5 separate regions of the Homo sapiens genome follow, and all the other regions are linked to region 1. Evidence: read pairs that join two places in POLR2A ChIA-PET (ENCODE). Cell type or tissue: A673. All regions are shown on one strand. Region 1 has its middle 89 kb from the start of LINC02304. Region 2 has its middle 81 kb from the start of LINC02304. Region 3 has its middle 61 kb from the start of LINC02304. Region 4 has its middle 100 kb from the start of LINC02291. Region 5 holds the start of LINC02304 (long intergenic non-protein coding RNA 2304).

The links. ChIA-PET counts read pairs that join two places held together with the same protein. Peaks named below come from ENCODE experiments on the same cell type or tissue, not always from the same donor. Only the 100,000 strongest peaks of a DNase experiment are listed, where the experiment ranks them.
Region 2: POLR2A ChIA-PET joins it to region 1 with 15 read pairs; 1 of 35 experiments calls an interaction of 5 or more read pairs at or near these places.
Region 3: POLR2A ChIA-PET joins it to region 1 with 156 read pairs; 1 of 35 experiments calls an interaction of 5 or more read pairs at or near these places.
Region 4: POLR2A ChIA-PET joins it to region 1 with 9 read pairs; 1 of 35 experiments calls an interaction of 5 or more read pairs at or near these places.
Region 5: POLR2A ChIA-PET joins it to region 1 with 6 read pairs; 2 of 35 experiments call an interaction of 5 or more read pairs at or near these places.

Annotation. Positions count from the first base shown.
Region 1 is chr14:97,064,174-97,068,173 of GRCh38, reverse strand. No RefSeq gene overlaps it. Among named protein-coding and RNA genes, the nearest start is that of LINC02304, 89 kb to the left of the region's middle. In A673, no CTCF peak of the experiment used is centred here; DNase peaks (open chromatin) are centred at 1,433, 1,673, 2,243 and 3,543; H3K27ac peaks cover 4,000 bases.
Region 2 is chr14:97,233,448-97,237,447 of GRCh38, reverse strand. No RefSeq gene overlaps it. Among named protein-coding and RNA genes, the nearest start is that of LINC02304, 81 kb to the right of the region's middle. In A673, no CTCF peak of the experiment used is centred here; DNase peaks (open chromatin) are centred at 1,537, 1,877, 3,787 and 3,911; H3K4me3 peaks cover 371 bases; H3K27ac peaks cover 4,000 bases.
Region 3 is chr14:97,214,031-97,218,030 of GRCh38, reverse strand. No RefSeq gene overlaps it. Among named protein-coding and RNA genes, the nearest start is that of LINC02304, 61 kb to the right of the region's middle. In A673, no CTCF peak of the experiment used is centred here; DNase peaks (open chromatin) are centred at 740, 1,636, 2,360, 3,120 and 2 weaker places; H3K4me3 peaks cover 1,742 bases; H3K27ac peaks cover 4,000 bases.
Region 4 is chr14:97,582,258-97,586,257 of GRCh38, reverse strand. No RefSeq gene overlaps it. Among named protein-coding and RNA genes, the nearest start is that of LINC02291, 100 kb to the left of the region's middle. In A673, a CTCF peak has its summit at 1,521; a DNase peak (open chromatin) is centred at 1,567.
Region 5 is chr14:97,151,954-97,155,953 of GRCh38, reverse strand. It overlaps LINC02304 (long intergenic non-protein coding RNA 2304), which reads right to left and starts at 1,097. Exons shown (of 2, transcript NR_146554.1): 1 at 785-1,097. RefSeq lists an enhancer at 1,364-1,533. In A673, no CTCF peak of the experiment used is centred here; a DNase peak (open chromatin) is centred at 1,543; H3K27ac peaks cover 3,134 bases.

The DNA.
Region 1 (4,000 bases):
ACTAAATGGTAGCTCTTTAAAAGGAAGACCTTGGGCCTGTCGATGTTCCTCATGTTGCAGTTGACCTGCAGCTCCTCATATCGCAGCTGACCTGAGGATACACCCCAAAGCCAGCCCTGGCCCTGGATGGTCACTGGAGACAATGCTCCCCACATTGTTGGTTGTTTTCTTGTTTAGGAGGTGTGTGTTGCACAGGCCCAGGCTGAAGGCAGAGTTTCTTCCTCTAAGATCAAAGCTGAGGTGAGGCAGCTGCATGGCCAGGGCCACTTGTCTGCTGCCATGTATCTCTGCCCGCTGGCTGTGTGGCCCTGGATAAGCTCTTTGCTTGCCTATGTGCCACTGAGGTTCCCTATCTGGAAAAACAGGGTAAAGGATCCCCTGATCAGGCTGCTGTGAGATCATGTGTGTGGAGCCCAGGCTCTGCCTCTGAGCACACACTTTGCTTTCAAGAATAACCCACATGCGGTAGCTCATGCCTTGTAACTCCAGCACTTTGGGAGGCAGAGGCAGGCAGATCACTTGAGGTCAAGAGTTCAAGACCAGCCTGGTCAACATGGTGAAACCCCATCTCTACCAAAAATATAAAAAATTAGCTGGGTGTGGTGGCTCATCCCTGTAATCTCAGCTATTTGGGAGACTGAGGCAGGAGAATCACTTGAACCTGAGAGGCAGAGGTTGCAGTGAGCCGAGATCGTGTCACTGAACTCCAGCCTGGGCCACAGAGTGAGACTATGTCTCAGAAAACACACACACACACACACACACACACACACACACACACACACCTTGCAGAACTCACTGCTCTCCTGTCCCACCGGGGGAAGACGTCCCTGGGCAGGGGGCAGCAGTCATACATTGAGTTTCAAAGCCAAGTCTGGCCTCTAGCAAATCTATCTAATCTATCTATCTATCTATCTATCTATCTATCTATCTATCTATCTATCTATCTATCTATCTATTTATTCCATTCATCTATCTATCTGTCTGTCTATTTATCTGTCTATGTATCTATTAACCTTGTATCCGTGTATCTATTTGTCTTATCTATCTACCTATCTATTTCTATCTTATCTGGGAAGCAAAATGAGGCTCCCCAGAAACGCTTCAAGAGAAAGAGAATCTTCTCTCAGGGATCTCACTTCTGACTTCCCAATGAGCAGATCCAGTGCAGTCCTGCCCTATTCTCATTCTGGAAAAGTATACAAATAACCCCTTTGCTGTGCATGGGTTGTTGGGAGGAGATTCCTGCCCACATCTCCAGCGAAAGCATTTGGTGATGGTTCCTGTGAGTCCCTGCATAAGAACCTGGCAAGGTCGGCTCTATCAACCCTGGTTTACAGATGACAAAGCTGGGTTTCTGAATGACACAGGGACTTGACAGAGAAAACAGTAGCTAGAAGAAGACAGGATTCATCCCCTAGCCTCCATGACATCGATAACTCTAAATTCAATAAATAATTGTCCCTTTCTCCCCTGCATGCCCATTTTCTACTACCATATATTAGTGCCTAATGGATGGATGGGAAGGAGGAAGGGGGAAAGGAAGGAAGGAAGGAAGGAAGGAAGGAAGGAAGGAAGGAAGGAAGGAAGGAAGGACGAAATTAGGGAGGGAGAGAGGGAGGGCATTCTTGTTTTCTTAAAATTAAAACTGGGAGAAATCAAATGCATGTCATCTGAGAGTTTGGATACACAGAGAAAGTCAGGAAAGGTGTCGTCTGAGAGGCCCTGCCCCTCAGCAGAGGGGCATCCAAAGGCAGAGACAGAAAAGAAACAGGGGACAGGCGATGTTTAAGAGGATACTGGGATTCTGTCTTTTGTCCTTTGCAGACTAACACTTAGTTTCAAGATTCAGAAACTGCCCTGATATTTTAATCCTTTTCTAATTTGATCTCTTCTCCTTCCCCCACCCACTCAGAACCCCGCTGAGATCTGTCTTTTGTGTCCTCCAACTTTAACCTTGGATTAAACTCCACCCTTCTGGAATTAGCTCCATCCTTCTGAAATGGGGAGAGAGAGAAAAAAAGAGGAAGAAGAAAGAGGAGGAGGAGGGAGGAATGATGAAGGGAAGGAAGGAAGGAAGGAAGGAAGGAAGGAAGGAAGGAAGGAAGGAAGGAAGGAAGGAAGGAAGGAAGGAAAGAAGGAAGGAGGCAGGGAGGGAGGAAGGAGGGAGGGAGGAAGGAAAACGGGGAAGACGAATTTTCAGCCCCTTTGTAGGCCCCATGGTATTGAACAGGATGCCCCCCACTCTGGTCTGACTCCCACCATCCTAATTTGGCCCCTCCATCCTCTTCTGCACACACAGTCCCCAGGTACAAACACACTGTCTACCAACAATCCCTGGGTGTGCTTGCATTTTTCTCCTCTGGACCCTCAGAAATGCCATCTGTTTCCCAATTCCTGTGCCTGACCCTTTTCCTTCTCTGCCTACTGAAGTCCTCACTGTTCACAGCTGAGTCGAGCCTTCAGCTGGAAGTGATGGCACCGTCCTGGGACCTCCATGAACCTCTGTCATCTGTACCCACCCTTTAGATGTTCAGTGAATGCTCCTGGATGCTGCCCCAGATGGCAACAAAGAGCAGACAAAGACATTAAGTTGAAAGATGGACTAACAGGTACCTTACCTGCCAGAGCCAGGAAATTACAAGGGAAGGAAGAGGAAAGCGACTCATCTTGAGTCATCCATGTATCAGGCATAGCCTCTGCCATAGCCCCATTCTGCCTTGCCCTCATTTTACAGATGAAAAAACTGAAGCCAAGACTTGGGGAAGGTTAGAGGTCAATAAGCAGCTGAGCAAAGACCCAGCACAGGTGTGCCCGGCCCTGACACTGTTTCTATTGGGACATCTCACCCCAGTTCAAGACGTTCCTCAGGTTGATCCCCTCTGAGATTCTCCTAGGATTCTCCAGATACATAGGATATTTGACAAACCTCTGTGCATGTTTAAGTTCATGTCTCCATAAGAAGCTATGGAAATTGCAAATTATATTAACAATCATGCAGCACCACTCACTGCTATATTTTCCTAACATGATTTTGATGGGAAGAAATTTCCATAAATTATGTGACTTAGACTTTTGAGAGCTATGGAGGAGCTTAGAGATTCCTTCACATCTAACTCTCTTATTTCATGTATATGGAATTTATTTCTTCCTTCACTCACTCAGCAGGTATTTATTGAGTATCTGCCTATGTCAAAGATTATGCTAGATGCTGGGGATGCAGACATGAATAAGTCTTATCCCCCCTGTCAAAGAATTCACAAAGTGACTGGGTCAATGAACAGTGCACAAATAAGGTGAAATGTGTGGGGAGAGACAGTGATAAATCAGCATAGCCTGAGGACCACAGAGCCCTGTGCTTGAAATCTTGTGACCTGGAAAGCTTTGTGTCCTTGGACAAATCAATTTTTATAAGCCCAAGTTTCCGTATTTGTAAAATGGGGAGAAGAGAACTCGCAAGGTTTTAGGAGGACTGCATGAGACAAACTACAAACACTAGGACCCAAGAGGTTTCTCAGAGGAGGAGTCGCTGGAGCTCAGAGGGTGTGAAGTGACTGGGCTACTGGCAGAGACAAGAGGCGATGCATTGCAGGAAGAGCTGGGTGTAAACACGAAGAGATGAGTGGGCTGGCCCAAGTATAGAGGGTAGCAGAAATGGGAGAGGATGGGAATTTTTTTAAATGATGACAACAATAAGAACGAGCAGATGATAGCTATCATTTCTTGAGCAAACTCTCTGCTAAATGATCTGTGTGCATGATATCTCTTGATCTCCCCAACCACTTTTAAGATAGGTACTGTGATGATTCCCATGTTACAGACATGGAAGCCAAGGCACGGAGAGATGAAGTAACTTCCCTAAACCTGCACAGCTAGGAAGTGGCACATCCAGAGTTTAAGCTCAGGCCTGTAGGCCAGGGTTGGGGAGTGATGAATTCAAAAACCCTTTGGGCGGCCAAGCGCAGTGGCTCACACTGTAATCCCAGCACTTTGGGACGTC
Region 2 (4,000 bases), 170 kb before region 1:
ACTTTACCAGTTTCCAATAAGAAGAAGAAAGATATGATTTTAAAAATAAGCACTGAAGAGTCATCTTGTGGTCAAAGGCAGAGCGCTGAGCTAGACTCCCCACATCTCCCCAACAGCTTGTTTTCTCCAGGATGACAAGAATCTATGGACTCTTCCCACTTAGGCGCGCCCTAACGCAGGGCCCTTTTCTGTTCCTTGTCATTTTCGTTCTCCTAACTCCTTGTTCACCTCCCACCACTCGCTCCTAATGTCGGCTCTTTATTTCTGGACTCTGACACTCCCTTCCTCACTCCCCCTTTTTCCCTGGGCTCAAGTCCAATTCTGAGCCTAATCTTGCCCTGCTGGGGAACCCAGAGTCAGGTGTCTGCAAGTCTCTATTAGGACATGGGGTATGGTGGGCAGCAGGCATATGGAGGGCATAAGCTGCCCATCGCGGAGCTCCTCCATGCCTGGCCTCGCCAGCCACTCATGTCCAGACACCTTCATCCATAGTCACCAAGGCCCACGTCATTAGATCTGACCTCAGGCCACTCCTCACAGTGAAGATCAAGACATGGGAAGTGAGCTAATTTGCCATAGGACTTTGGGCTGACCCATATCAAAAAAACAGAGAGAGAGATATGAATGGCAGCCACAGAGAGGACAGATGGAGTTCTGGTGTTTGCGCCATGAGATTTGCTGATGGGCAGGTGCCCATCAAGTGCTGCTCCTGGGAACTGGAAATAAGAGTGAGGCCTCACGAGAAGGCACCAGAAGGCAGAGGCTGGCCAGTAGTGCTTGGGTTGGAGACAGAGGCCATGCTCTGTCACCTCCTCACTGTGGGCCTGAGTAAGCGACCAGCTTCTCTGGACCTCAGACTCATTATATGTAAAGCAGGGATAATATCTTCCTAGTCCGCCTTATGTTGTACTCAAATAACATTTATTGAGCACCTGCTGTGTACCAGAGATTTCTCTAGGTGCACCGCATAGGACAGCAGTGGGCTGAACAAGCAATGGCCCTATGCTCACAGAGCTGACACTGTCGAGGAGAAGAGTGACGATGAGCACACAGATGGACACATAGACCACATAGAAGTGTGTCCCAAGGAATGACACGCGCTACGAATTAAACCACAGCCAGGGAGAGAAAAAGGGGTGAGTGCCACCTTAGGGCATCAGGGAAGACCTCTCTGCAAAAATGATGCTGAGCAAAGGCTCAAATTAAGCCAGAGATGAGCAGTGGGGTTTTCTGCAGAGACTCTCCCAAGGCTAAGAGCAAAGGCTTGGGGATGAAGGCGCATGCCTGTGCCTTTGAAAAGCAGGGAGGAAGGGGCCAGGTGTAGTGGCTCACACCTGTAATCCCAGCACTTTGGGAGGCCAAAGCAGGCTGATCATGAGGTCAGGAGTTCGAGACCAGCCTGGCCAACATGATGAAGCCCCATTCCTACTAAAGGAAACTACAAAAATTAGCCAGGCTTGGTGGTGTGTGCCTGTAATCCCAGCTACTGGGGAGGCTGAGGCAAAAGGTTCACTTGAACCTGGGAGCTGGAGGTTGCAGTGAGCCGCAATCGTGCCATTGTACTCCAGCCTGGGCGATAGAGTGAGACTTCATCAAAAGAAAGAAAGAGAGAGAGAGAGAGAGAGAGAGAAAGGAAGGAAGGAAGGAAGGAAGGAAGGAAGGAAGGAAGGAAGGAAGGAAGGAAAGGAAGGAAGGAAAGGAAGGAAGGAAGGAAGGAAGGAAGGAAGGAAGGAAGGAAGAAAGAGAAAGAAAAAAAAGAAAAGGAAAAGCAGGGAGGACGTCTGAACAGCTGGACAGAGAGAGTGAGGGAAAAACAGGAAGGTGCAAGACCAGAAATGGTGGCAGTTTGGACTAGTGGGGGAGAATGCAGGAAGCAGTGGTGGGAAATGAAATAAGACAGGATAGATCTTGAAGGTAGAACAAAAAGAATGTGCTAATGAATTGGATCTGGCATGCAAGAGACAGCGAAGCATCGAGATATGTTTTGGTACAATTAAACAGTGTATGAGAAAGCAATTTACGAACTGTGAAGCACCAAACAGGAGTATGAGCACCAAGCAAAGGGCCTCATACACAGTAAACGCTCAGGGAAATTTCACTGAAAGATCAGTAGTGTCCCCTAAGTCACTAGGCTTGGGAGCTGATGTTTCAAACCTGTGCAGGAGTTTTCTGAACAACTTGTGATGCTGTTGTCTCAACCATAATGATGCCCATGTTTTACAGAAAGAATATGGAGGTCCAGAAGTTGAAAGCTAACCCAAGTAGCAGAGCCAGGATTTAACCCTTTTTGCCAAAAGAAGGATGGATAATGTGATCAGTTTAAGGTGGTGCAACAGGAAACAGGGACAGTTTCTTTTCATATTAAAAACTAAATCATTTGTAAAGAAATATTTTTTTCTCCCTTCTCTATAACCTCTTTCCTTCCTCTTATTTAGTACAGAAAAATAACACTGCAGCTAGTAGAAAAATCCCTGCCTGTAACCACTGGCATCTAGATTTCATTTTCCCTATCTACCCCACAAATCACAATCCATTTGCCTGTAAAAATTACTCTGAAAACTTCAATTTTCTCCCTTGTTTATTCCTCCCCATGTGCTAAGTTTGCATTACTTGCTGTTAATATAAATGGTTAAACCGTTCAGTTGACTTTTATTATCAATTGGTATTTATTGTGAATAAGCCTTCAGTTATTATGTTATTTAAAAAGCATGTGGTAATATTCTTCTGAAAAACAGCCCTACAGAATAGTTTATTAGTATATTAATTATATGACTTTTGATCCCCAGAACAAATGTAATGATAATGTGAAATATGTCAGCCTGGTTTGCCAAATGCAGAAGCCTGTGATGTTTCCCTGTCTTATGTGCCAATAATATAAATAAGTTTGTTTTGTTAGGCAGGCATCTAAACTAGCAAATTCCCTTCCAAATAGCCTTAATATTTATTGTAATGCCAAAGTAATGTCAACATTATTTACAGATTATGAAAAATAATTTAAGGCTTGAGCAAACTTGCTGTTGGACTATAACAAGTTTCCTAATCACAGAAATATTTATTGTGATGCAGTCAGCACACATACTACTGTTTCTGATAATAAGCAAATACGATTAAGTTTTAACTGTTTTAACTCTTGTCAAAATATTTTTCGGTAGGACTGGAATCTTCTGATGTACTGTAACACTATTGATTATATTGTGTAGTTGGTATAACCTCACCTTTTGTATCCAAAATTTTACGGTAAATTGTTAGCTTTCCGGAAGAGCAAATAAATCATTATACTAAATATAGGCTGTCAGTTCAGTACTTCACACAACCTAAAAAAATCAGCCGTCTTTTCTGTGCTTTTTGCAAAACTACTACTTTATTTAGCAACATATTAAAATAAAGACTTTTTGATTGGCTCAGGAGGAAACAAAGGAAGAGAAGCCTAGAGAGAAAACATGTTAAAACATTTAAAAACCATTTTTTTCAAGTACATGACACTTTATGTTAAAATGTTAAATGACCTCTGTTTAAATATTTTGGCCTTTGGAATGGTAGTTCAAGTATGGGGAAGATGTTCCCTATAAAACACCCGACGTGGCCTGTAAAATAACACCAGCGGGCTTATTTCCAATTCGGTTTGAAAGACTGTCTTCCCAACACTAAAGCAATCTGCCAGTGTCAGCCACATGTAAGAATATTTTGTTTCCAGCGAGGTGTTTTACGATGACTTGCTCAAGTCCACGGCTCTAGTATCTTTTCTTCCTTCCTTTGACTTTACCATAATTATTTTCATGTTTGTTTGTTTTGCTTTTTCAAACCTCCAGAGTCACATTCCTGAGCATATAGTTTTCATTTGGTTCAATTCTTAAGACAGTCCAACCTGTTCAATTTTAAAGATGTCTTAATTAGTCTAATCCTGATTGGGCTCCTTCCAAAGCTCCTGTTGGCAGAGTCCGATTTCAATTAACATTCCACTTTCATACTGCAAATGCCCTTGTTCAGACTTAAAAAAAAA
Region 3 (4,000 bases), 150 kb before region 1:
ATGTTCCATGTGGCAAGCACTGCCTTTCAGTCAGCACAGTGAGGGCATATCCCCATTTGATGAGCCGGCCAAAAGTCTAAGTAGAGACCCTCGGTGAACAGGAAGCCCGGAGGGGCTGACCTTCGTGACTCCCTCCACAGGCCCTGGGAAAAATATCAGAGGCCAGAATTCAACCCTCTCACTACAAAACGGTTAAACCAAGACTGTTGGGTCTTGACTAAGCCAGAGATTGACCCAATTCTCCGGACAGTTATGCAATCGTTTGCAGCACAAAAACGCAATGTCCTACCTGTGAGAGATATTCTTCTTCTCAGTCCCATTCTACAGATGGAAAAAACTGAGGCCAAGAAAGAGTAAGTGACCACACCAAGCACTTCTCCTAGGAAATGGCAGAACTGGAACACTACAGATAACGCAGCACCTCTTCTGAACCCACTGCAGATCTGAGAGATTGTGTCAATTCTTCCCATCCACTTGGGTTGGTTTTTCAGTTGGCTATCCTTCTGCCGAGATACCTGAATCCCAACCCTCATCCCTGTGGAATTTGAAAGTGGATTTTCTGAACCTTTGATTAAAATATACAGTTTTTAGTTTTGGGGTGGTTGAGTTTTTGGTGGTTTTTTTCGCTTGTTTCTTTTGGTTTTGTTGTTTTTGCTGTCTCATCTCCCCAAGAGAAAAACAGCTCCAGAACAGGAAGGACTCCCTCGAGAAGCACCTCGGAGGGATGGGGTTAAGCCAGCAGGTGTGCCGGTCTTGGCATTCAAGGCAAGCCAAAGTACTGGATCTGACGGGTTTTATTGTTTTAAGAGGTACAAGTTCACAGCTTCCTGAATGGAAGTCTCTTCATTTCTTGGAGCCAAGCTTAAATGCCTTTAAAATCTTGGCCTGCCGTTATCCTGTAGCTGTTAATTAAGCTTTGAAAACTTTACATTATGTTTACAGTGCACTGTGCGAATTGCAAAATAAATTAGAACCCGAGGCAAAGAAATTGGAGTTTTCAATAAATGGAACAAAAACCGGAGAGAGTCGCTTTTTAGATAATGTGAGACTCGCTATTTCTCACTCTGATATTTCTTTCTAAGGGGGAAAATGGACTTTGAAAAAATAAACTTTTGCTTCAAAATGTAACACTTACGGGTTCATGGTTTTTCTTCTGCATGGCAGTCTGAGTTGAATAATTCTGCAAAGACAAGGGAGTGATGAAGAAATAAGGAGAGAGTAAATGAATTGTGTGAGAAATGCGTCTCTTTGCAAGTTAGGCAACAGAAAATACAAGACGGCATTAACCATTCACATAGTTAAAAGCAAAAACAGAAAACAAAACTACAATATGGTTTAATTTGTGTCCTAAAGAAGATTCCAGGTAAATTTTATATTTGCTTTTGATTTTTTTAAGCAACCTGTGCTAAATTCAAGGGACCAAAAATAGCTTTAAAAGAAGAGCATAAATAAAAACCCCACACAAGGAAAAACAGCTGATGTTTTTCAAACCTCTAGCCCAGAAGATACTCTTCAGATATATTCTTCAGAACATTAATACTCAATTTTCGAAACAAGGTATGTATGCTTTCTTCCTTCCATAAGTTTCACATTTGGAAAAAAGTGAGCTTAGGAGAGCTTGAAAACTGACCCTGAAAATTATTGTTGTAAAACTGAGCAAATACATAAGCTTTAATGAACAGAAGAAGCAGGAGGCCCTGTGTTTGCATCAGATACATTAATTTTGTTTAGAAATTCTGCCAAATGGATAATTCACAGCAATTCAGTTCTTAAAGTTTTAAGAGAATGAAGAGGAATCTTCATTCTGACTTCTTGAAATATTCGATAATTTGTTTTAAAATTAGAGATTTGCTTTCTGCCTCTCCAAACAGATGCAAAACTGATATAAATTTTAATCGTGCTGGCAGTCCAAGTATACTGTTTATTCAAGTCTTGTTATAAAACTCTAAGTGAAGAAAAAAATAGGAAAAGAAAGACAAAAGAAATTGAATAGGAAGTGTCTCCTAAAACATACCTGGTTTAAACCTGCATTCACACAGTAAGTTTCCTGGAATAATCTCTTAAGGGTAGCTGCTAACAATATGACAGCTCTCTAACCACCCCCTGAAAAATAGCTCTATTGTATTTTCTAATTTTAAAAAATATAGTGTTTAGAAACCGTTCTAAGAATTTTAAGCAACAAGACATAGATAATGAAGAACGATAGATGACACATAATAGTTCAGTGATTTGACATTTTGAAGACCATTGCCCCATCTGCTCCACGCCAAAAAAAAAAAAAAAATTCAGTTAATGGAAGTGAAGATGACAAAGGCCTGAGCCATATACTGGGCTTTGTGAATAGAAGATAAAGAGATTATAATGCTTGCTCCTTCCTTCCTTCCTTCCTTCCTTCCTTCCTTCCTTCCTTCCTTCCTTCCCTTCCCTCCCCTTCCTTCCTTGCTTCCTTCCTCCCTTCCCTCCCTCCCCTCCTTTCCCTCTTGCCTTCCTTCCTTCTTTCCTTCCTTTTCTTCTTTTTTTCTCTTTCTTTTTCATATTTCTTTATTTTTTTTCTTTTTAATAATCCTGTTTATTTGAAGCCTAGCATAGGAGAAGTTGCAAAAAGCCGAGTTTGTAGCCAAAAAACTTGAAGCCTCACTAGCTCTGTTTCTAACTGGGTGACCTTGGCTGGTCTATTTGCTGAGCCTGACTTCATTTCCTCATATAGATGTGGATATGGATATGGGCATGGGAAAAGATAAAGATATAGGAATAAAAATAAGTATGGATGCAGATCTACGTATAGATATAGGTATAGGTATGCGTGTGAATATAGATATGGAAAAAAGATATAGATATGGAAATCTGGACATAGCTATAGAAACAGAAAAGAGATAAAGATAGATATGGAAAAGCTATAGACATGGAAATAGATACAGATATATTATAGATGAGGTGGGATTTGTGGTAATGATATTTACCTGGCCTACTTCACAGGCTCAATGGCAAACAGATGAAAGAATGCTTGCTATTGTTTTTTCGTAAATTGAAAGTGTGAAAAATATCAACATCACCTCCACTTGAAGAGTGCTTAGTGCTTTTTCAAAGAATTTAGCAATTTGAATGCTATGTGAGTAAGAGAGCTTGGGGAGGAAGTGTCATAACTGGAGTTTGCTCCTGCATTCATCCTTCTACAGTTATTCACAGCCTCTCATTGAGTGCTTAGTAGGTAGAGAAGAGAGTTTGCTTTTCTCAGCCTGCTTTTAAGCATAATTTCTAATGATCAGAACAGTTAATAGCATTCATTAAGTACCTTCCTCAGGCCAGACACCATACATTACAAGGTGCCTGACACTCATTGATCACCCATCGTGTCCACACCAGAAAACTAGATGATGTTCTCTCCTTTTGGCTGATAAGGAAACTGAACCACAGAGAGTGGAGAGGAGCAGGTACTGAGTTCACAGCTGGTTAGAGGAAGATCTGGATGCAAAAGCTCAATCTCCATGGCTTTTAAGAAAACAATAATAGAACACAAAAACGTAGGTGCCTTAATTTGTCCACAGGCACGTGTTTCTAGAGATGGGGACATTGGTCCAGCCAAAAATTCCTAGACTGTGCAAAGCACTGATATTTCACTGGCAGAGGTAAGGAGACACAGAGGCCCTTCAGGACAGGGATATTCTAGCAACAGTGTTATTCCAGGTACGAACACCTCTGAGCACAGTCAAAGGGGAAATAGCCATGCATGACCACCTGACCTTGAATCACTTGTGTGTAGCAGTCATTGCCTTAGTGCCTGCTTCACACCAGGCAGGTGGCATGGATCACTCGGCCCCACCCTTCCATCTGAAAGGTGAAAAAATTGAGAGCCAGAGACATTCAGTTGGCCAGGATCATTCAGCAGACAGGCATAGAAGTCTTGAGCCCGTGAGTTCTGGGAGCGGTGATGGTACATTTCAATGAGCACAAGCACAAATTGGAAGGGTGGAGAAGGGTTCAATTTTGCTTGGATTAGAAT
Region 4 (4,000 bases), 520 kb before region 1:
CACATGAAGCTACAAGAAGAACATCACAAAGTCTCAAATTCTGCAAGTTCTCAGCATGTTCAAGGAATGATAAATATCTTCATGTGGCTCAAGTGAGAATGAAATAGTGAAGAGAGATAGAAGATGAAGCTCAAAGTCAGGGCTATGTTATGACTTTGAGAATTCATGATGCCATGTGAAAATGCTCAGACTATCATTTGAAGAAAATCATCTAGAATGCCATGTTATATGCTATTTACTGAGTCCAGATCTCAGACAAGTTTGTGTGTTTCCATCATTAGCAATTGAGTAATGGCCTCTACTTGCCTTTCTAGTCATATTTCCCATGGCTGTCTTATATCGATAGTCAGTGTAGACATGAGGACATGAGGACTTAGAAGAAGGATATTTATTTAAGCTCTACATGTTAGAAATACTTTATGCAGATAGAAGTATGTCCTTAGAACATCTTATGACCAAAATTCCTATCCCCTACCCCAGTAATCAGAGGCATTAAAAAGATAGACTAAGCCAGGCAACTAGTTAAAAGGCCCTCAAGAAAGTAAATGTGTACAGTTAATCCTTCATCCCCCAGGAAGAGAAGACCACATTCAACTACAGAGATGGAAATGAGAAGCAGAACATGATGAAGATATTCCTATATAAGGTTGGAACACCTAGAAACAAGGAATTGGTGAATGAAGTTGCAGGGTGAGGACATGTCAGTGGCCATGAGCAGAACTGTGGAGTAGACTCCACTAGGCTGTGTTATACGACACTCGAGTCTTTTACTGCTTGATGGAGCTTGGCTGGGTTCACCAAACCTACCAAATCCTGTTGGGCATTTAAAAGACCACTTGGGAATGAAATGCAAGTGGATGCTTTTGTAAATAATTTTTGGACTTTTCATTCATGCCCAGGGAGTGAACTGATTTAACCATGTCAGCCTTCTCAAGATCTCATACCCTAAGCATCTGGTTCCTTTCAGTTTACATGTTGCTTGTGGGTTCCCACCCTCTGCCATAAACCCCTTCTCTCTCCGTCCCTGCACTCTGAAGTTGTTTTTACTTATAACAGCCCAGCTCTGATGCCATCACTTCTAAGATGTGACTCCACGGCCACTCCAGAGTCTACTCTAGTGGTTTCTCCTCTCTCTAATCTCCCATCACTTTTTCCAACAAAGGTGCTCCTGCACGCTCAGAAGAATCAGCATAGTTGGAAATGACATCTTGTCACCATTATCCCACAGTCAGCTAAAATAGCACCTTCTGGTCAGCTAGAGATGAGTTAACACAGAGATTACTCTCCAGTTGTCTGTAGCCTACAACAAGGTCAATGAGAGTCTAAGGTCAGTGAGAGTCTAAGGCAGCTTAGAATCAAAAGAGAGCTACAAGAAAGAGTTCCACTGGAAGTAAGAGGAGAAAGAGATCATTCAGGTGGCAGCCAATCTAGAGAGTGGGTAAGTTCATGTTGAGTGCCTCCCAGGAGTCACCATCCAGGGTTCCCTGTGTATCAGTGCCATGTCCTGCCTTGCCATAGGAGGTCACTGTCAACTCAGAAGTGCAGAGTGGTCTGAAAGGTTCCATTAGAATTGCATGGCAATTTATGCCCCGCCCCCTCAATAACATCTCCCTCAAGAACACCCCTAAATACACAGATCGCAGGTTCCATTTGCTTTCCTGACAGATAAACAAGAGACTGTAGCTGAATGAGTTCAGATACCATGCTTGAATTCTCTGCCCTGCTGTATTAGTAATTTACCCAAGTGTCTATCAGAAGCCAGGAGTTTGTCTCAAATTTTATAATCTCCCTCAAAACTGTACTACCAAGACAGCCCTACTGACACAAATGCAAGACCCCTCCTTCCTACAGGTTCTGAGTTAAAGTTGATGCAATAAATGTAATTAATAGATCTTCTTGACCAAGATGTGCTTGCTAGTTGATATGGTTTGGCTGTGTCCCCACCTGAATCTCGAATTTTAGCTCCCATAATTCCCAAGTGTCATGGGAGAGACCTGGTTGGAGGTAATTGAGTCATGGGGGCAGGTTTTTTCCATGCTGTTCTCATGATAGTAAATAAGTCTCACGAGATCTGATGGTTTTATAAAGGGAAGTTCCCCTGCACCTGCCCTCTTGCCTCCACCATGTAAGACATGACTTTGTTTCTCCTTTGCCTTCTGCCATGACTGTGAGTCCTTCCCAGCCATGTAGAACTATGAGTCCATTAAACCTTTTTCCTTTATAAATTACCCAGTCTCAAATATATCTTTATTAGTAGTGTGAGAACAGAAGAAAAGTTGTTGACAAAGACTAATTGTAATTGGGGCTTAAAGGTCACCTACTCTTTTATGTTCCCCCTCACCTTCTGGCACCCACCCGTTGACCCATCTACTTCTTCATTCACCCATATATCCATTTATGTATAATTGGTTGACTCATTTATTTATTCACCACATTTTTTCATCCATCATTCATTCACTCACCCATTTTTGAATGGGTGACCTGGTTAAAGCATGTGCTGGGTACAACGTTACAATGGGTTTGCCATCTAGGGATTGAGGGCACAGAGTGAAGAGAGGGCAGGAAGTAGACTGCAACATATAAGCAAGTGACTTAAGCCAATATACAAGGGGCATGCTAGAAATTAGCACCAAATGCCCAGGGAACCCGTCAGCCTTGTCTGCATTTAATGTAGTACTTTCAGAGAGTTCTAAAAAATTTAATACTTATAAACTCAAGGTCCTCAGGGGAGGAAAAGAAAGATCAGAGGAGGAAAATAAATGTTAGCAAATGAAAGGTTCTAGAGGAAATCTCTTTCTTCCCACTGACTGGCTGAAAAGAGAAGGGAGAGCTCCAGCCGCCGGCACACGCTCCCCAGGGCCAGTGTGTGGGGTCAGGCTGTAGAGCCTTTAAGCAGGCACAGCAAAGGAACAATCATTAGCTCTCACCGGAGGGCCCAGGCCCCTGGTCTCCTCACCCTGGACTTGGTACACAGGGGTCTCAATGCATAGTTGTCATAGTGATTTATTTTCTTACTCTAGCTCCCAGGACTTAGATTTGGTCTTTGCTCACCTAGGTTTGCTCTCTCAACATTCAAGACAGTAATCTGCCTTCCTAAATAGGGCCAGCTTGTATATTTAGAATGCGTACCCTGCCTTTATTGGATCTTTAGAATCTATCCTCCAGTGCCCAACGGTCCATAGGTTTCTATCAAAATGAATGGAATTTGGACAATATGATTTCAAATCATGTTTCTTCACTTGACACTGTGTAATCCTAGACAAGTTACTTAACGTCTACCTCAATTGGATCATCCATCACGTAAAGAGAATTCTTACTAATAACAAATTATCTTGCTTCATTGATCCCTCACTGTGTCCTAACCTTTTATTAAGTACCTTATATCATTCTTTAGATGCAATTCTCAAAACAACTCTGGGGGAAAGATAGCTTAGTAGATTATATTATTGCTCAGAAATATATACTCTTTCCCCCACTTTGTGTCTAGGAAGCAGAGTCTACTTCTCCACTAAATGACTCTAAGTTTGGTCATGTGACTCAGTTTGACCAATGGGCCACCACTATTGTAATGTCATCAGAGACTTCAAAAGCACTTTTGAGATGGAGCCTGCTCTCTTGCATTTCTGCCATTGCCATAGGTAGAATATGCCTTAGCAAGCCCACTTGCCCCACAAAAACACAGAACACGTGGAGCAGAGCCACCCACCCGATTCAGAGACCTGCAGTGAGAATAAGACCCAAGGCAGCTGCCCCTGGAATCAGAACCCTCAGCAGAGTCCAGCCTAGATCAGACATGCCCCAGCTGAATCACAGATGCATGCATGATAATAAGTGGCTGTGGCCTAAACTGCTGGATTTTGTGATGGTTGGTTATGCACCAAAACTAACGAATACAATAGCATTATTATAATCCATAAATCATAGACAAGCACAGTGGGGAATAATACAATTAAGTAAAGTGACCAAGGTCATTCAACTAGTAAGAGGCTGAACCAGGCCT
Region 5 (4,000 bases), 88 kb before region 1:
TCTCTGCTCCCACCTCTCTCCTCCTCCAGCAGTTTGTTTTAGGCACCATCGTAGTCAGGGTCCCAGCAGGAAGCAGAATTTGCCACAGATGGTTCAAATGAAGAATCTTTAATGAAAAGACTCTTAACAGAGGTGAGCAGGGTTAAGAGGACAAAGATAGGATGGCAAGGGCTCAGAGACAGGAAGCATCAGGGAGTGGTTGTCACCCCTAGGACTGAAGGGACAAGAGCAGGAAACTGGAGGCAAACTGTACAGGAGGAGACATCAGGTAGGACCCAAGTTGTGAAGGATGCAGCTCTTGCAAAAGATGCAAAGATAGAAGGAGTGGGAAGAAAAACCTAACCTCCTTTCCCTTCTTGGAAGCCAGGTGGCCAGAAAGCCTGGGCATGAATGGGAGGCTACAGGGCCAAGGTTCAGGCAGCAAAAACAGCATGTGCAAAGGCCCTGTGGCAAGAGAGAGCTTTCAGGGGGTAGGAGGAACTAAAAAGAAACTCAGTGCTGCTGGCCAGCTGAGAGCTGGGGAGGAGACAAATGGGAGAAGGGGTGAAAAAAAGAGGCCGCAGGCGGACCATGTGGGCCTTAAGGATACAAGCCCCACCTCCTGGTTTTCCTGGGGCAGTCCTCAAGGACACCTGTTGTCCCAGAGGAGGCATTAGTAATAAGCTCCACCCCCTAAAGATCCCTGCCATCCCCCCAACACACACACACACACACACACACACACACACACACACACACACACACTTCACTCCCACAAATGGTCCTGATTTGAACAGTAACTTACCTGGCCAGCCTTTCCACAGGGTGTATTGAAGAGCTCTGTCTTCACTGTAAGAGTCGGGATCCCTGAGGGTTGCAGGCAGTGTGCTCATTGCTCGGATTTGCATTTGTAAAGGGTATTCGGGTAGCAATAAAGCAAATGAGTTTTAGGGGCCATGGCATCAGGCCTGATAAAGATGCTATGGAAGTCCTCCAGGGTACCCTCGGACCTGCCTTTTAACATTCATGAGCTTTGGGATAAAATCCAGATGCCTGGGCCAGCTTCCCCCTTCCCTGTGATCTGCCCCACTTCCTTCCAGCCCCACCTCCTGCCACCCGGGCAGCTAGGAGCCCATCCTGCTGCAACACAGGTGCTCATCCTGCATCACAGGCATCACAAGCGCTCATCCTGCTGCAACACAGGTGCTCATCCTGCATCACAGGCATCACAGGCGCCCATCCTGCTGCATCACAGGTGCTCATCCTGCATCACAGGCTTCACAGGCGCCCATCCTGCTGCATCACAGGCACCCATCCTGCTGCACTTCTCGCCACTCCCTCATGGCCCCAAATCCTTGCTGTGCCCAGGTCTCTGCAAAAGCTGTGCCCACACACTGCACCACTCTCCTCTCCTCTCCTCCCCATTGCAGGCAAGCTCCCATTCTTCAAGTGAGAATCTGCTGATACACGCAGGTATTCTGTTAAAGGATCTCGTCACATCATTCTGTTGATGTGACATTTTCCATCTCTCCCCTATTATACCATGAACCACACGAGGATAGAGGGCTTGTCTTTTCCATGACAATATTTAATGTATTTAGTCCAGTGTCAATAAATTAGTAGAAATGAGGGAAAGAAAAGAAAGGGGGAGGGAGAAAGGAATAATGGGAGGAGAGGAGGAAAGGAGAGAGGGAGAGAGGGAAGGAAGAAAGGAAGGAAGGAAGGAAGGAAGGAAGGAAGGAAGGAAGGAAGGAAGGAAGGAAGGAAGGAAAGAAGGAAGGAGGGAAGGAAGGAAGGAAGGAGGGAAGGAGGGAGAGAGTGAGGAAGGGAGGGAGGGAGGGAGGAAGAGAGGAACTCTCAGGTGACTCTAAGCTATTTGTGATTCATCTTTGTTTGCAACTTATCTGGAATCTTGAAGTGAACTTCGGGGACCTGTTAACTTCTTCTTACACAATGCTTTCTGTGATACTTCTTTCCCTTTGTTCTAATTTTTTCCAAATCTCTCAAACTTTCAACGTCCCACACTTCGAGTTACATCGAAGCCCACTCCACTGCAAAAACTTCAACTTGTGATCTTGTTGTCTCAAACATCCTAAGGTTGTATAATAACCAAATGTCTTTGTTCTCACGATGAGAGTATGCATCAAGAATCAAAGAAGCAAGAGGAAAAGGAACGTTCCAGGCTATTACTGTAACAATCCAATTACAATGCCTATCAAACTTAACTTCACAGGTTATAGCTCCTAATTGCCTGACAAAAATTGACACTTCAGTCGCAACAGCATAATATAATCAGAGTCCAAATTAAATTTGATCGTGGGCAGAAAACGATGCTATCATTTGAAGGCATGGAAACAGGAGATCAACTAGCATGATACCAGGGATCAGAAATGAAAATTATTCATTAATGGCAATGCGTTTCTGATAATGGAAATGACACAGTTCAGACGGCTTCGTAAAAACACTATTAATTAAAAAGATGATAGACCTAACAAGCCGTAGAAACCAGAGGACTTTTTTTGGGGTGTGCTTGTTAAGGTGAAAGACGACAATGTGTAAGAACAGAAGTTGATGCACTTTCGTTGGAAGTGTTTCGCTGACGCATGAGCCAAGTTTACTGGCCATTGCTTTGTGAAGTGACATTCTCCAGGGGGCCATGTTCCAGGACTATAAGAAATAAAAAAAAATAAAAAGAGTCTTTGGCCATAATACAGCTCTGCAGTAAGTGCAAATGGTGCTGGCTGTAAAATAGAAGGGCCCAATTCATAAAACAAAAGGCTCAAGGGAGTTTGGGGTACAGTAAAAGAAAAATAGGCCTGGACAACTCTTGAAAGGGTGTGTGTACGTGTGTGTGTTGTTTTCCACCTTGCAAGTTCTGTGTGATTTGTCCCAGAGGGTGGCATTAGTGATAAGCTCCACCCCCCAGACCTCCCTGCCCTCCCCCCAACACACACACACACACACACACACACACACACACACATACACTTCACTCTCACAAATGGTCCTGATCTGAACAGTAACTTACCTGGCCAGTCTTTCCACAATCCCTAATTTAGGGGATTGAAATACACAAAACGACAGGCAAATCTCAGAGCCCATCAGGGTTTGGGTACAGAAATTTAAAGTTCCTTTTTTTTGTTTGTTTAAAACACATCATAAGAAAATAATATCCTTTGAGAATGAGTTATGTGTTCATGTTTTGAGCTGTCTACTCATTCAAACAATATTTTTTGAGTGCCTTTGATATATTAAGCCTCATCTTATGATCAGGGGGGAATTGCACTGAACCAGACAGACACTGTTTCCTTCCTTAGTCTGGCCAAAAAATGGGTGTTGGCCAAGTGCTTAGCCTTGAAGAAGAATTACAGAGAGCGAGACCAGAAGTACTAACTGTGTAGAGGCCAAGAGGGCTTCTTGGAAGAAGTGACATTGAAGGTGAGACCTGAAGTGGAAGATTGGTGAACGATAAGGGGATGAGAGTGAGGGAAGAGTCACAGCTTAGGAAATGACATATTGGCACCTCCAGTTATAACTGTGGGCACAGCAAGGCTATGAGGCTTCCCAAAATACTAACAAATACTACTATTGCATTCATCGAAGGAAACGGTTCAACTTAACTTGATGCTGTAATTAGCTTTTAACAGGGTGAAGGGTCTCCGTTATGGGATTCTTGCATTAAAGGCATGAGACGCAGAAGACAAGAGAGGACAATGCTTTCCCCCACCCTGTTAGATTCAGGTGCAGCCGTGTGACTGACTGTGTTGATCACACGTGGGCAGGATGGCTGTAGGCCGCTTACAAACAGAATCCTTGAGAGTCATCTCACAGCTCCACTGAGTTCTCTTTTCCTTCCCTCCTAAGGACTGGTGAAGTCCCAGGCTGGGTCCCCTCCCTCAACCTGAACCCCATGGTGAAAATGATGCAGCACCCCCTACCAGGGAGGGGTAGCACAGGCAAGAAATGTGTCCTTATCTAGGTCAGCCACTGTGGCTTTGGGGCTCCTGTGAGGGCAGCTCAG